Regions from separate parts of the Homo sapiens genome. Here region 2 is linked to region 1. The links are chromatin loops, found by intact Hi-C in ENCODE. Cell type or tissue: PC-3. All regions are shown on one strand.

What was found. Peaks named below come from ENCODE experiments on the same cell type or tissue, not always from the same donor. Only the 100,000 strongest peaks of a DNase experiment are listed, where the experiment ranks them.
Region 2: a loop joins it to region 1, with 3 times the contacts of the local background. A loop is called at or near these places in 5 of 110 quality-filtered maps.

The regions. Positions count from the first base shown.
Region 1 is chr2:214,409,370-214,411,869 of GRCh38, reverse strand. SPAG16 (sperm associated antigen 16) reads right to left here. Exons shown (of 16, transcript NM_024532.5): 16 at 1,369-1,730. The coding sequence ends at 1,555. VWC2L (von Willebrand factor C domain containing 2 like) reads right to left here and starts at 816. Exons shown (of 4, transcript NM_001080500.4): 1 at 84-816. In PC-3, a CTCF peak has its summit at 1,260; a DNase peak (open chromatin) is centred at 769.
Region 2 is chr2:213,250,711-213,253,210 of GRCh38, reverse strand. No RefSeq gene overlaps it. Among named protein-coding and RNA genes, the nearest start is that of SPAG16-DT, 32 kb to the left of the region's middle. RefSeq lists an enhancer at 1,535-1,584. In PC-3, a CTCF peak has its summit at 1,465 (motif pointing left); a DNase peak (open chromatin) is centred at 1,450; H3K4me3 peaks cover 510 bases.

The DNA of each region.
Region 1 (2,500 bases):
CCATATTGCTACAGATGATTTAAAATGACTGCATCTATTTCTTTGAGAAAACAAACATAATTCATGTCATAAGATACACTTACCTAATCACTCTGGAGGTTAATGGTGGTGGTAGGGGTCACAGCCCAAAATGAACTAAAAGGTCAGGTATGTTTTAAGAAAGCAGTTCCTCTTTAATTACCCAAAGAATACATTTTTTAGGCATGAATTAAAGGCAATCCATTCTCTCTACCTCCCATTTCAAAACACAGTAAAGAAGCAGTCTCCCGCCCTTCCAGAAAGAAACACAGCAGACACATATAAGAAATTTGCTTTGGACCTGTCTTCAGAATTCAAAGCAAGAAGCAAAGCTGGTCCTGTAGAAATCCAGACCCCAGTAGCAGAATCATGTTGAACTTATTTTTAGCATTTTCTTAGATCCTTCTATGAAATTTCCCGGCTGATTACGCCTCCTCCACACATGAGTTCACTTACACAGTGTTTGCTACGGCAGTAGAGGTGATTTGGCTAGGCTCTGAGGATCACAAACAGCAACAGCATGCTGTAGCTTAAAGCCCACTCCGCTGGCAATACCATCACCATCGTCCACAGTGTGTTGCTTGAATCCCCTCTTACACACCGGAAAATACTAACTGTGGATGTGAAGGAAAGGAGCAACTTTAGCTGGGTTTCTGCATCAGTAAGAGCAGTTTGCAGATTGCTGATTTGGAGCTCATTCTGCCGGCAGCCGGGAATTCCTCAGCACCACGGACAGCGCCAACAACTGGCTTCTGAGCCCAGCTCTGTCGAAATCCCAGAGCTGCTTTAGACGAGGCTAGAGTGCTCTCCAAGCAGTCGCACTTTATACAGCGGATGCGCGCATTAGGAGGGGTAAAGACATTCTACGTGCGAGATATTTATTTGCATTGAAATTGCAATTAATTTTTTTTGTATAAAATTGTATACCTAACGCGTTCTTGGATGGGCTGCAGAGATGAAAGTTCCAGAAGAGGCTTGCATTTAGATTTAAGCCATCTGCAGTCCCCAATTATTATTAATAGATAAAGCATAATCATTGTCAAACAATCTGTGAAAACGTATGCTTGTCGATTCTATTTGACCCTTTGGTGGCAGAAAGACTTCCCTGGTGCTGCATGATTAAACTTCAGGTCTTCCTGCAGCTTGGATCTGATTTTTTTTTTTTTTTTTTAAAGTAGCCAGGTTTTCCTGCAGTTTGTTCTCTAACATTAAAAATCAATCTCCTGTAATTCATCTAGTCTGTCATTAGGCGTCATTGTAAAGCTGTTTCTTTCAAAACCCCTAGCAAAGATGCCGTGTCTCTAAATTCTTATCAAAATGAGAGAGAAAAAAGACCCTGACACAAATGGGTGAGCATAAAGTTATTTTTTTATTAGTAACAGTATGAGCACTAAAATATATGTCCAAAGCATGTTTTAAAGCAGACTGTAAATGTTACCTGCTGGCACATTTAACCAGTTCTTTGCTGGTTTGGGACTACAGGAGGCATTTTCAAGCCTTAAAGGGAATGCCCTCTGCAGCGGGATGTGCTGACGGTCAAGACCACGTTCGAACTGTGCCGTCAGAGCCTCCAGAAAAGAGAATCTCCCCGTCGTGAGAAAACACAACCGTGTGTGCCTCGTTTTCGTGGCCCATCAATTTGTGAATCTCCCCAGATTTAAGATCTAGCAAATGGATAACACCATTGCCACTTGCCTGAGCTAAAACTCGACCTGAGGGAGACAGAGAGGAGAGAGAGAGAGAATGAATCAAAGTTTTATTTCAAGTGTTCACAGTTTATAAGCAATGAAGCATTCTATTTTTTTCAATTATCATTCTGTGTTAGGGGTCAGTTATTAAATATGCAGTAGCTCCTGTAGGTATAAGAAATAAGTTGAGTCAAAATTAAGACACATCAATAATTAGGTTATAAAATTTTCTAATTGGGACATAGAGCCTAATGGTCTACCTCCTTTATATGCAGATTTCATCAAACATCCTACTATTCTTTTATATTTGTGATTAATAAAGCATTTCGAGGAGATGAGATTGAAAGCAACTATGCAAGGCAACTTTCTTTTTCAAATAAATTATATGTTAGAAAGTTTTAAAAGGCATAGCTTTCAAAATTTATGGAAAACATTTGTATTCTTCTTTAAACTTATTTATAATAATTATGCTAATCATTACTTACAACTCAATATACATTCCTGCTTTAAAAATTGTGATACTCATGAACTCAACAAATTTTTTTGAAGCTGAAGTGGAAATAAATACTTCCATTTCAAAATGACTTGAGAGTTTTTACTCTAGCTTAGAATTCAAATTTTGATAAATTAAATTTTTTTTACATAAGATGGCTAAATACAGCACAGGGTATTTGCATAATTTTTGTATCATATATTTTTTAGTGGCTCATTTCCTCAAAGTGAAAACAAATCAGGGATCCAATTTTAATTAATATTTTTATTAAGGAAGTCCAGTAACAAACTATCATGGGACT
Region 2 (2,500 bases), 1.2 Mb after region 1:
GTCAAAGCCTTGAACTTGATAGACTTGAACCAATTTGAAATAGAAAGTAGAGATAATTTTATCTCAATAGCTCTAATAATAAGGCTGAGGCATTCAGCACCAGCTGCAAGCTATTTTGCCGCTAATACCAACCATAAATACAAAGAATAGCAATACCTATAGAATAGTAGAGTTGACTGATGCCAGGCACCTAGACAAAATGCAATGTCGGAACTCTTTTAATCTTCCTGTAAACATGTTCCACCTTTGTTTATACCATTTCAGTTTAAATACAAAATTTTCAAATCACTTATTTAAATTTGGCTTTTTCTTGGCTCTAGTAGTGGATTAAATATAATGTATAGAGGAATCATAGAGTGTACCCTTTATGCCCAAATTACTTGGACTAAAAATGTCTTTGTAACAGATAAAAGACACTCCTAGTATGTTGAAGAAAATCACAAACATGTACACAAGATCAAATATAATAATTATCTTTCACTTTTTTGAGTTAAAGGAAAGCACAATAGCAAATAAAACAAAAACAGATAATCACCCTAGAATTGCTTCCAAATAATTCCTCTATCAATGCATTATTTCACACCATTAATCAACTATGAAAATCCTTGAAAGGCAGACTAGATCCCCAAGATTGAAGCAAAATGAAAATCCTAGAATTGCAAACCCTATTTTTTTGATTGGAACAAAAACAAAAATTGCAAAAGAAGATTGACATGCCTAATTGCTCCCGTGAAAGGAACAATAGCAAGTAGTTTTAGAGAAATGCTTAGAAATCCATTTGTGCCTGTCAATAATATCCACCTTTTCAAGCTGCTAATCCATTAGTCACTAATGGCTGACTTGGTATTAAGCTGGACAATACAAACAGCCCATTCATTGCAGGGAAAAGTAAAGAACTAAATTTTTGTTGTTGTTGCTATTATTGTTTTGCTTTTTTTAGGATAAAAAGTAGCAGTAAATGGATTTGGGATTGACAAAAAGAGCTGAGGGAGGTAATTTCAACAATTTGCAAGAAAATGTAAACACAGATAATCTTCCCCATAAAAATTAAGTTGACTCTAACTTTCATGATCACCGTTACGTTATACATGCAATACTATTAAAGAGGGATAAGAAATATCAAAGGTGAGTAAAGAGTTTTAGTATCTTTACCATGAAGAGATAGATTTTTCTTAGCATCATTTATGTAAAATGTTGTTCTGTTGTGCCAGCAAAAGCAATACAATATTTAAAATCAAATTACACATCGAAGAATTTTAGACAACCACAAGAGAGCAATTAACAGTAGAGGTGTGAAGGAAATTTTGTTCTTTTAAATGAAAGAGTGGCGAAAGAATAAAACCTTGGTGTCATTTCCAATGAATAGTGACTTCCAAGATTGATTCTTGGATGGTAGTCCTGCTTTAAAAGAAAAAATGTGCGTCTTTTGAGCTGAGCCCACTCTGACTCAGCACATTGTTAGAGAATAACAATAGTGCCATCTACTGTCAAATTATGGTATCACTTATTTCAAACTGACTTAAATAGGGGGTTCCATCCAATACTGTAAAAGAAATCTTAAAATTATATAAGTAATATTTATCTAAAATATTCAAGAAAATGAAGAGACTCTTTCCACATAGGCAAGAATTTCGTTCTGTGCTTTCTTCCACTAGTTATTCTTCATGCTCTTATATATTACTTAAAGCACTGTTTTACAAGCGTTATAAAAAATAAATTGAAAATGTACCTTACATGGCAGCAGTAAAGATTTCATGGATAATTTTGAATTAATTGTCCCGTATTTCTAAGTTTATTTTTTCATTAGTTTCCGGGCTGTTTCCTAAATCTAATTAGCAATGTAATTTTCCTTGTTAAATTTGGAGAATTTGTTTTGGGAGACAACTGCACAAAGCAAGATAGTAAAAGAAACATATAGATGTGTTTATAACATTATGGTATTGCTGCTAAGCACTGTCAATAATGAGTTTTAAACGGTAATTGTGAATCCCTAATGTACTTTATATATTAACTATCCTATAGAAGAAAGTTTGAAGTCACAGAATAAATAGACCCCATACATGTAATTCTAATTAAAAGGCATACAGATTAATTGCATTTGTTATGGAAGTCACGAAGACCTTATAGACCTAGACAATGGCAAAAATTAAACAGGCATAGAAGAAAGTAATAGGCTTTAAGTCAAAGAATATTTTTTAAAAAATATACAATATGACCAGAAGCAGTATACATGTTTGCTAAAGCTATTGATAGCATCATTTTTACAGTTGGGCAATTGATAAGGAAATTGGTTGGTTGCAATAGTTAAGCTTGGTTTTTAATTTAGAATCAAGAATACTCTACCATAGTTTTTAAAATGCAGGATATTTTTATGGACACCAAGTTACCAAGTGATTGTGCTGAGATTAGATGCGACTAGGCACACTCAGGGTGGCATGGCCACAGGCAATGTGAGTATTAGACCCCTGAAGTGGGCTCCAAACAACTTGCTTCTCATTTT